Regions from separate parts of the Homo sapiens genome. Here region 1 is linked to region 2. The links are chromatin contacts, found by Hi-C or POLR2A ChIA-PET in ENCODE. All regions are on one chromosome and are shown on one strand. The core of a region is the stretch at or near the end of the contact, and the rest is flanking DNA. Distances in the headings are between cores, read along the strand shown. Region 1 holds the start of ZBTB7B (zinc finger and BTB domain containing 7B). Region 2 holds the start of RPRD2 (regulation of nuclear pre-mRNA domain containing 2).

Evidence for each region. A loop is a pair of places that touch in the nucleus more often than their neighbours do. ChIA-PET counts read pairs that join two places held with the same protein, here RNA polymerase II (POLR2A). Pooled maps may share reads with other maps.
Region 1: a loop to region 2 is called in a map with no recorded cell type, with 23 times the contacts of the local background. The contact joins the promoter of ZBTB7B here to the promoter of RPRD2 in region 2. A Hi-C loop is called at or near these places in 1 of 37 single-sample maps with no recorded cell type and 4 of 50 pooled maps. POLR2A ChIA-PET finds 5 or more read pairs at or near these places in 1 of 52 experiments (activated B cell).

What each region holds. Positions count from the first base shown.
Region 1 is chr1:155,000,683-155,006,105 of GRCh38, reverse strand. It overlaps ZBTB7B (zinc finger and BTB domain containing 7B), which reads right to left and starts at 3,304. Exons shown (of 3, transcript NM_001256455.2): 1 at 3,163-3,304. RefSeq lists silencers at 826-875, 936-985, 2,036-2,155, 3,866-4,055, 4,166-4,405 and 2 more and an enhancer at 660-1,332.
Region 2 is chr1:150,359,838-150,365,673 of GRCh38, reverse strand. RPRD2 (regulation of nuclear pre-mRNA domain containing 2) reads right to left here and starts at 1,527. Exons shown (of 11, transcript NM_015203.5): 1 at 755-1,527. The coding sequence starts at 959. RefSeq lists enhancers at 1-256, 740-1,019, 1,770-2,079, 2,240-2,309, 2,290-3,232.

The DNA of each region.
Region 1 (5,423 bases), core at 2,055-4,554, 4.6 Mb before region 2:
TGGAAGTCAGAAGTGGGCAGAGGACCTGCTTTGAAGCCACTTTTCCTGGGCTCCCCAGGGCTCTGGGACAGATGCTGGCAGGCCCCAGCCAAGACTCTTGCCAAGACCTAGGCCTGGCTGGGTGTGGGGGTCTTTCTTGTCCCCACCCCACCAAACACTTGATGGTGGATGACAGCAGCTCTATCCCCTTCCTCCCAGTCCCCCGGGCCCGCCTTGGCGCCTGGCCGCTTCTGTGTTGGCAAGAGTGGGGGGGAGGGGGCAGCGAGGCAACTTCAAACTGTCCGGGCAAAACGTCAAGTTTACTCACGAGTTTACTCAGCACAAGGAGGGGGAAGAGGCCAGGGCGGGCACACCCCATGCCAGGGTCCTATCCATCTGCCTGTCCCCACCTTCCTCCCCCACTGTTCTCTCCCGCCCTAGGCCAAAACAGGCATAGGCCCTAAGGCCTGGTGTCAGGGCAGTCTTAACTCTCAGGAAGGTCAGGGAGCCAAGCGGGGCAGAGGCAGGAAGCCCCGCAGCAGGCCCAGAGGCTTCTGTCAGAGGGCAGTGCCCTGCCTGGAGCCCATTCACTACTCATCTTGGGGCCTTGGTCTTGGGCCAGAAGAATTGGGTCTCTCAGCCATTAAGAAGGGGGCAGTACCAGGCCAAACCTTCTCCATCTGAGCAGTCCCCTGGGCAGTGACTTCTGACCCCAAATGCCCAGTCCTAGGCTGTCCCTCAGTCTGATGCCATCCAGGCAGCCATAGGATCAGGGGCTGGTTCTCTCAGCCTTGGCTTGGAATGGGGGGCTGGCACCCTATCTGACCTACTTCCCTTTCCTCCCCACCTGCTTTCATTTGCTTCTCTCCCCCAGCCTTCACTGTCCCCACCCCAGAGCGCTCCGCCCCCCATGCCTGCTGGGCCCCCTCCCCCACCCTTCCCCAGGGTGCCAAGTGCAGGCACACAAAGGGCCTGATGGTGCATTGTTAGCCCAGCCCCCGCTGCCCGCCGCACCCTCCCTGGGCAGGCACTAGGCCAAGGAGGAGCTGGGGGCCCTGGGTGCCAGGGGGCACCATGGGGAAGAAGAAGGGGACAGCACCTGTCTTCCAGACACTGGGGTCTACATCAGCCAGAACTGAGTAGTGATGAGAGTCCCATTAGAGCAAGCCTGTCTCCTTGACACCTGAGCCTAGTGGGCACTGCCTTCTTTCTTCCCCAGAGCCCCATTCTGGTGGTATTAACCCCTTTTTGACCCCTGTGCCAGGGCTGGGGGTGTGTGGTACCCAAGGGAGGGGACAGTGTCTGGGGGTGCCAGCAGGTTGTGTTGTGCCCACAGCAACCATGTAACAGAGGCACGCTGGGGGAGCTGGGGTCCCTGGGGCCAGGGACAGAGGCACTGACAGAGATTTCTCCTTGTTTCATCAGCTGCTCCAGGGGGAGCCCCCTACCCTTCTCCCCAGTTACCACTAAGGAGGAACACTAACTATCATCCAGACATAGTCACACATATGTCCCTCTCTAGCGCAGCACAACACTCCTTATGCCCACTCTCTCCTCCCCAACCTGATGTCCACTCCATGCCAGCTCTCCCAGCAGTGCCAGGCGGGTACAGGGGTGACCAAACCAGTTGGTGTGTGTGGGGCAGCAGGAGGCAACCCCATAATCCTCCAGGCCTCATCCCCACACTCACACATACTCCCTTAGGGACCAGACAGTTCCCATCCTGCTTTAACCCCTCACAGCCCAATCTGGTTCCCCCGTCCCTGATAAGCGGTCTCCCTCCTCCAGGAATAAGTTGGGGGAAGGGGGAATAGCTGCGCTGACTCATTCCCATTCTCGGCTGCAGCTAGGGGTCTCCAAGGCATTCGGGCGGGGGTCAATTCAAGAACACCCTCCACCTGGCCCGGAAGCCTGGACAGCCTGCCGGTCTCCCCCTCTCCCCAGCACCCACTTCCGGTGTCCCAAACTAGGTCAGCAGCGCTCGTTTCCTGTGGGTCAGCTAGCACCGGCGCCTCTGCCCCTCCCCTGCTCCGGACCCAGGCTCCCCGCCCCCCTGCCCCCCAGGGCGCCCCGAGGTCTCACCATGTCTCAGCCGCCCTTTGATACGTGGGGGTTGTGCGGGGCGGGGGGCAGGGGACCCGCCCTCTCTCTAAACACCAGCAGGGCCGGGGCGCCTGGGCAGGCACGTGTCCGGGCACAACCCGCTGCCCACGCCGCCCCCCCACTCCCGCCCCCACCTCGCTCTGGCCGGGACACGTCGCTCTCTTACTTGGGATGGGGTGGGAGGAGGGAGAGAAAGCTGGAAATTGAAAGCAGCGCCCCCCACCCCTTTGAATGGCAGCCTTCTGCCAGGCGCACTCTGTAGGTTCTACAACAACACAGTAGCGACCCCCACTCTGGGCTGGGGCAGGTGCGCCGGCGCCGGTGGGGGGACGGGTAGTAGGTAGGAGAATTCTTCCTAGTCACCCGCCCTCGCTCTTGGGTTCTGTGGTCATGAGCTGGCGTGGAAAAGGTAGCGGCGGGACTGGAGCCTGAAGGAAGGGAGTGGGATTGAGGGGCAGGGAAGAGAGCGGTCGTTCTATGTCGGTTCAGAGGTTGTTGCTGAGCCCCACTACCGCTGGAGAGAGCGCGGCTCTGGAAGCGCAAGAAACCGAATAGTCCAGCCGGTAACTTTCCCCCAAGCCGCGGCTCCTCCTGCGCCCCCCCAACCCCCATGCAACTGGCCTGGGGCCAATCCACCGCGCCAGGGGGCGCGGGGTGGGGGGGGGGTGCGCGTTGTCCTAGTTAGAGTCCGTCAGCGTTTCCATTCCCTCAACTCAGTCCGGTCTGGGGTCTCCCCCTAAAGTCACGAAGGAGACTGGGGGAACGCTCAGCGTCGCCTCACCCCCTCTCCATCCCGAAGCCGTCTGTCTGTCTGATCCCAGGAGAAGTGCAGATAAACTTTCTGGGGACCCTCCGCCTAGGGTTGGGGGGCATCCGCAGTTCCTTCTCTGTCTTTCATCTCAGTTAAAACCAATTCCAGAGACCCGGGGTGTTGGGAAAGCACAGGGAAGGGGAGTGGTGGGAATGTGATCTGCATGCGTGTGTATCTGGGGGTCCCACTTACAGGACGGACGAAGGACACTGCAGTAGTCTCGAGCCTAGTGAACCCCGAGCCAGGAGACAAAAGTGGGGTACACTCACCTCTCAGCCGTCGGGTCCGCTGGCTGGAGCTGCTGAGGCTCACAGTGTGGGAAGAAGCGCGTCCCCCACCAGGCCCGGGGGCTTGGGGCCCTGCTCCGGTCCTGGTCAGAAGGCCGCGGTCAGTTGCTCGCCGCTCGCTGCTGGGGGGCTCCTCCTCCGCCGCCCTCTGCCTCCTCCTGCCGCCCGCCCCCCCTCGGCCGCCAAGAGCCGTACATTCACCTGGCTCCCACCCGCCCCCCCCTCAGGGCCCGCCTCACCTGTCCTGCTGTCTCACCTGTCCTCCAGCTTGCTTTCCCCCCATCCCTCCCCTCCCTCCCCCCGCCCCTGCCACCCCCCAAACTCCCCCCCCCCAACACTTAGAAACACCCTCTGTCACTTCCTGGTTTTTCACCCGCCCCCCCAGGCCCCCTCCCTCCGCCCAATAAGGACATAAACTTCAACCCCTTCGTCCAGCCAGTCCCTGCAGAGCGCAGATGGGTCCCTCCCTCCTTTTTTGCCCCCTTCTCCAAACTCTTACTTAGCTCTCCTAGCCTTTCCCACCCTCCTCCTTTCCCTCCTTCTTTCCTTCTCTCTGTCTCCCTTCACCTGCCGCGGTCCCTCTCTCCCCCCCCTTTCTCCTGCCCCTATCTCTCCCAGTCCACCTTAACTCAAACTCCGCCCCCGGCCCCCATCCAGCCCTTTGCTGCTGCTCTGCCCGCCCCCTGCACGCCACCGCCCTGTCCGCTCATTGGCCTGAATACCCGCTCATCTCCAGTAGGTCTCGCCTTGCGTTCGTCCAGGGAGGGGGCGGAGCCGAGGGGCTGGCCTGGAACCTGGAGAGGAGGGGGGAGGGGGCAGTGTCCGCAGCGGCCAGGGAATCGAGCACCCCCTACAGGGGCTCCCTCTCCTTCAAGAGGGGCTTCTGTAGGGTCAGGACCTCAGGAGGGAAGGGTATGAGAGGTTAGGGATAGGCTGGGTGGGGGTGAATTGGGGACTTAGGGTCTTGAGGGAGGGGGTCCCGTGAGGGGCTGTAATCAGGTCAGGGACCTAGAAGGGAGGGGGAGGGGGAGCCACCAGGCCTTCGGCTCCGGCCCCTACGCCCCACCCCCTCTCGGAGGGAGCCGGGGAGTTGAGCCTGCGGGCGCCCTGCGTCCCTCCCCACGCGTGACGGTGCCCCGCGGGGAGGGAAGGGCGCCCCAGGCAAGCAGCCTCTGTGCTGTCGCCAGTGCCCGCTGCGGCCTTGGCATTGTCGGAGGGGAGGGGCCCAGTCTGCGAAGGGGGAGGGGGCGCGCCGACGCTTTTGCTCCCCACCTCCATCCCGCGGGTTCCCTAAGTGGAGAAACTGAGTCTCCACCGAGGAGGGATAGCTTGACATGAATTCGCTGAGAGACCCAGGTGGCGAGGGGTGCCTGGATGTTTTGGGATGTGTGGTATGTGTAGGTTTTGGGGAGGACCGGGATAAATACTTAGGAGTCCCCCAACTGAGAAAGGTAGCGGGTGAAGGATGTTTCTGACTGAGCCTGCGGAGCTGCGTACCCCAAAGGGCCCCTCCCACTAGTGTCAAATGGAATCAAATCCGGCTACCTAGGGCCAGGTTTGGCTCCCCTGCGACAAGCCAGGCCGAACCGGGTCGGACTCGCTTTCCCCTCCCAACCCCCCTCCGCAGGGGGCCTCCCTCCCTTTCCAGCAGGTGGCTTCTCGGGACACCAGCTCAACCTGTTGGACCACAATGGGCGGCGCCAGGGGGGCCCTGGCCCTCACCCGGGCTGACCCGGGATCCCCGCGCACGAGGGGCGGAGTCCAGGTCCCTCCCTCCCTCTTTCTCCCTCTCTCCCTCTCCGCGCCGGGCCGTGACTCAGCCTCGGGGCCGCTGCCCTGCGCCCCAGCCAGGGGCGGAAAGTGTGAGGCGCCCCTGAGGGCTCAGGCCAAACCAAACAGCCCCCCACCCCAGACATTATCTCACTGGAGAATTAGGGGGGCTATAGGAAGGAGGAGGTAGCGGCAGGCATGGGGCGCTCTGGCTCGAGTAATCCGCTCCGGGTTTTCCTATCGTCCCTGACCCCCTTGGGTCGCGAGGCTGATCACTGCTCCGGGTTTTCTTCTCAGCCCCGCCGGACAGATCCTGGTCCGGAGGGGCCCGGAGCCGTCCAGGCCGGGGTTTTCCCCTTCCTACTCCAGCCGTCTGGGTCGTGCAGGCCTGGTGAAGGGCTGTGCTAGGGGCTAGGCGGCAGTGCCACAAGTGAAATGGAGAGGGGGCTGCTTTGGGGAGGAAGGAGGATAGC
Region 2 (5,836 bases), core at 278-2,777:
AGGTTGCAGTGAGCCGAGATCGCGCCACTGCACTCCAGCCTGGGCGACAAGAGCAAAACTCCGTCTCAAAAAAAAAGAGGAACTGGACACGCTTTATATTTGAAGGTATTAACGATGATACTGACTACTGTATCGCAGTTGTTTCTGGTCAGTATCCAAGAAACCTGTATTTTATTGCAGCAAACACAGGTACAGGGAAAACCCGGTGGTGCCTCAGATCTATGTAGAGCTCATGCTGCTTCTTAACATTCATCCAGGTAAGGCTCTCCTTACTACACATCACAAGTTTTAGATACATTCATCCAGACAAGGCACTCCTCATTAAACATCACTGGATTTACTACTGCTTAAAACCACAGCTCGCCTACCATCAGGAAAGCCAGAAATCATTAACACGTCAAGGCCTGTAAGAAATAAACAGACGCTACAATTTCCGCGAAGGTTCGGAAAAATCAATACACCTTACAAGGCTCTGAAATATTAAAAACAATATACGTAAATCTCCATGGATCTGGGCCCAACGGCCCAAGGTCACAACAATTCAATGGCTAAAAAACCCAAGAAATGAGTCTCCTGCAATTCAGGACAATCCTGGCTAGGAATGGAGTCTGGGTTTGGGACCACTGGGGTCAAACCTTTAATGTGAACAACCCCAACCAAATGCTGCGGCTCCGTGGGAAAACCCCAAGCGTTTCAGGCCACACTTCCTTCCATTTCCCCAGTCTTCCCTTCCCTAGTCACCCCCAACACTCACATCTCCGGAGCCACTTCATCCAATGATAGACGATAGTACTGTGGTGTTTTTTGTTCTCTATACACCAAGACGACAAGCCTTGAATGGACTCCATGGTGTTGGTTACCGACTGGAATTTTCGATCCAACGAGGACTCCAGAGCCCCTGCCGAAGAGGCCGACGAGGAGGAGGCCTTACTGCTGCCTCCGCCGCCGCCGGCCGCCATCTTCCCGGTTTGCACAAGCGCTGCTGCTCCTCTGGCGGCGGCGGCGGCGGCGGCGGCGGGAGCGGGCAAAACAATCACTGCGAGTGCGTGAAAGCCGTAGGTGGGGAGGGAAGCTAGGGGGTGGGGATGGTGCACGCGCTGGGCTCTTCTGGAGGTACGGACGGGAACACCAGCTGCTGGGCACGCTGGCAGCTCCTACACGCTGCAAGGAGGGGCTGCGGGTCTCGGAGGTTTTATCAATATTGTTCAAGGGGTCGTGTTTAAACCAGTCAGTAATCACGGAAAAATTACGCAGAAAACAGGACCTGCAAAGCCTTTCAAAACGCCTGACGCCGAAACTAATCGTTTTATACTTTTCGGCTCTCAGTGCTAAGGCCCTTCCCCGCCCCTGTTCCCACACTCCTGTGAGCCAGGTCGGGCGTTAATATCTTAAATGTAATACTACCCGACTGCCCCTTCAGTTGCAGAAATCTTTCTTTCCTTTAGACTCGCTAGCACAGAAAAGGTCCAAGGCTACCTAGTCAGGATTTTTTTTGCAACGCAATAGCAGCAAAGGGGCAGCAACAGTATCGCGCACGCGCCACTTGGCCCCACCCCCCTACCCCTGCTTCCTTCTCAACCTTGAAAGCAGAGGGAGGCGTGATGGCGGGGCAACCTGACCAATCAGGAGTGGAGAACCACAAGCGCGCGCAGGAGCTCTGAAGCCCCCAGGGCCCAGGAGGCGCTACGATTATTTTTGCGCCTGCGCAGAAGATAAGCGTGTAACGGGATGGAAGGAAAAACTGGGAGGGATGGGTGAGGGAGCTGGTATAACTAAGGTTAGCCGGGTGGGGGGGTTCCCCTGCCCCGCCCTTTGCTGCTTTTGGCCGCTCTCTTGGGTGTGTTCAGCTCACACAACAGAGACAGAAAATTCCCACCACTGAGACCACTGTTAGTCTTCAGGGGGCTGCAGCCATCGCCCCCAACTCCTCGGAGGAGCAACGCGCGACAAAATGGCTGGCAGCCATCTTGCGGCACCACAAAAGATGCGCATGCGCCAGATCCAGTGAGCCATTCACTACGCAGACTCCGACACCAAACCGTATTTATTGCTGCCCATAGAAGATAACATTCACAGCCGCTTGACCATTTAGGTTACAGGAAAAGGAAATAAATGAGGAAGTGAAAGGAAATTTTCCTCATAAAATTTTTCGAGGCGAAAAAAGAATGGCAAGATGTGACCTCATTTTCGCCAGCTATGATACAATCTTAAAATTGCATAATACATTACAGTTTTCAAGAGTCTTACGTAACTATTATATGAACCTTATACGAACCATTTTATCGCAGGTATCTATGTAAATCCTCTGAGCTAATTTAAAGGCTCCTGTGTTCCCACTAAACATATACAGTTTTAATTCTTTTAACGTCTCCTCACTGCGGCCATGCCTCTTGAGGCAGGGAACCTGTTTTGTCAAGTTCATGTCCACTATTCATTAATTCAACGAGTTGTTGAACCTCTTGTGCCAAGTACTGTTTTAGATCATGGGGAGCAAAACAGACAAAAATCCGTTCCCTCCGGGATTTAGTGGCAGGACACCACCAACAAGTACATTTCAGACAGTATTAAATTCTGTAAAAAGGTGAAGCAGGGTAAGGGAGAAAGGGGTGTGTGTGTGTGCGCGCGTGTGTGTACGTGTGCACGGCACGCACGCGCCAGTATAAGAATGGTGGTATGGTGAACCAGGAAGTCTTCTCGAAAGAAATAACTCGATCTGAACATTGAGAAAAAAGCAACCAAGCAGATATGCGAGACGGGGAGCGGAACATGCTGGCATTAGGAACAGCAAGTGCAAAGGCTCTAAAATACAGTCTCGCTCTGTCCCTGCCAAGGCTAGAGTGCAGTGGCACTATCATATCGCACAGCAGCCTCAATCCCCCAGACTCAAGTGGTCCTCCTGCCTCAGCAGCACAAGTAGCTGGGACTACAGGCCTGCACCACCACACCTAGCTAAAAAAACAAAACAACAACAACAACATTTTTTTGAGAGGGGGAGTCTCCCTATGTTGCCCAGGCTGGTCTCAAACTCCTAGCCTCAAGCAGTCCTCCTGCTTTCAGCCTCCCGAAGTGCTGGGATTATAAGCTTGAGCCGCCATGCCTGGTCCTGACCCCACATTTTTTTTTTTTCTGTAACTCTAGCCAAAGACCCACTTTTTTATAGACTATTTTTAGAGCAGTTTTAGATTCACGGCAATTGTGTGGAAAGCACAAGGAATTCCATATACCACCTGCCCCCACACATGAATACCCTCCCCCATTATCAATGTCACGCACCAGAACGATACATCTGTTACAACTGACAAACCTACACTGACACATTATCACCCAAAGCCCATAGTTTACATTAGGGTTCGCTCTTGGTGTTATACCTTGAGTTTGGACAAATGTGCATGTATCCACCATTACAGTATCATACAGAGCAGTATCACTGCTCTAAAAACCTCTGTGTTCCACCTATTCATCCTTCCCTCCCCCTTATTCCCCTAGCGACTACTAATCTTTTTACTGTCTTCATAGTTTTGCCTTTTCCCGAATGTCATATAGGTGAAATCATTCAGTATGTAGCCTTTTCAGACTGGCTTTTTTCACTTAATAATATGCATTTCAGGCGGGGCACGGTGGCTCATGCCTGTAATCCCAGCACTTTGGGAGGCCGAGGTGGGTGGATCACGAGGTCAGGAGTTCGAGACCAGCCTGGCCAACATAGTGAAACCCCCGTCTCTACTAAAAATACAAAAATTAGCCGTGCATGGTGGCGCACGCCTGTAGTCCCAGCTACTCCGGAGGGTGAGGCAGGAGAATCACTTGAACCTGGGAGGCGGAGGTTGCAGTGAGCCAAGATCAGGCCACTGCACTCCAGCCTGGGCAACAGAATGAGATTCCACCTCAAAAAAAAAAAAAATGCATTTCAGTTTCTTCCATGTCTTTTCATGGCTTGATAGCTCATTTCATTTTAGTGCTGAATAATATTTCACTGTCCAGATGTGCCAGTTTTATTTATCCATTCACCTGAAGGACATCTTGGTTGCTTCCACATTTTTGCAAGTATGAATAAAGCTGTTACAAACATCTCTGTACAGCTTTTGGGGTGAATATATTTTCAACTCCTTGGGTAAACACGAAGGAGCACAATTGTTACATCATATGGTAAGAATATGTTTACTTTTGTAAGAAATCATCAACCTAAGGCCGGGCGCGGTGGCTCATGCCTGTAATCCCAGCACTTTGGGAGGCCGAGGCCGGTGGATCGCCCGAGGTCAAGAGTTAGAAACTGGCCAGCCTGACCAACATGGTGAAACCCCATCTCTACTAAAAATACAGGGCCAGGTGCGGTGGCTCACACCTGTAATCCCAGCACTTTGGGAGGCCAAGTGGGGTGGATCACAAGGTCAAGAATTAAAGACCAGCCTGACCAATGTGGCGAAACCCCCTCTCTACTAAAATTACAAAAAATTAGCCGGGCGCAGTGGCACATGCCTGTAATCCCAGCTACTCAGGAGGCTGAGGCAGGAGAATTGCTTGAACCTGGGCAGCGGAGGTTGCAGTGAGCCAAGGTCGCGCCACTGCACTCCACCCTGGGTGACAGAGTGAGACTTTGTCTCAAAATAAGTACATACATACATACATAAAATAAAATAAAACAAAGCAAAATTAGCTGGACATGGTGGCAGGCACCTGTAATCCCAGCTACTTGGGAGGCTGAGGCGGAAGAATTGCTTAAACCTGGGAGGCAGATGTTGCAGTGAGCCAAGATCACGCCATTGCACTACTGCCTGGGCAACAAGACTGAAACTCCCTCTCAAAAAAAAAAAAAAAAAGAAAGAAAGAAATCGGCCAGGCGCAGTGGCTCATGCCTGTAATCCCAGCACTTTGGGAAGCCGAGATGGGCAGATCACCTAAGGTCGTGAGTTCGAGGCCAACCTAACCAACATGGAGAAACCCCGTCTCTACTAAAAATGCTAAATTAGCTGGGCATGTTGGCGAATGCCTGTAATCCCAGCTACTTAAAAAAAGAAAAAATCATCAACCTACCAAAGTGGATTTACTATTTTGCATTTCCATCAGTTCTACATCCTCACCAGCATTTAATGTTGTTAATCTTTTGGATTTTGGCCACTCTAATAGGTGTGTAGCAGTATCTAATTGTTGTTTTAACTTGCATTTCCTTAATGACATATGATGTGGAGCATTTTTTTATTTTTTTGAGACGGAGTTTTGCTCTTGTTGCCCAGGCTGGAGTGATCTTGGCTGACCACAACCTCTGCCTCCTGGGTTCAAGCAATTCTCCTGCCTCAACCTCCTGAGTAGCTGGGATTACAGGCATGTGCCACCACGCCCAGCTAATTTTGTATTTTTAGCAGAGATGGGGTTTCTCCGTGTTGGTCAGGCTGGTTTTGAACTTCCAATCTCAGGTGATCCACCCGCCTCGGCCTCCCAAAGTGTGGGGATTACAGGCATGAGCCACTGTGCATGGACTTTTTTAATTTTTGAGAAGGAGTTTTGCTCTTGTTGCCCAGGCTGGAGTGCAATGGCACGATCTTGGCTCACTGCAACCTCCGCCTCCCAGGTTCAAGCGATTTTCCTGCCTCAGCCTCCCAAGTAGCTGGGATCACAGGCATGCGCCACCATGCCTGGCTAATTTTGTATTTTTAGTAGCCACAGGGTTTCTCCATGTTGGTCAGGCTGGTCTTGAACACCCGACCTCAGGTAATGTGCTCACCTTGGCTTCCCAAAGTGCTGGGATTGCAGGTGTGAGCCACTGTGCCCAGCCTGATGTGGAGCATCTTTTCATATGTTTATTTGCCATCTCTGTATCTTTTTTTGATGATGTGTCCGT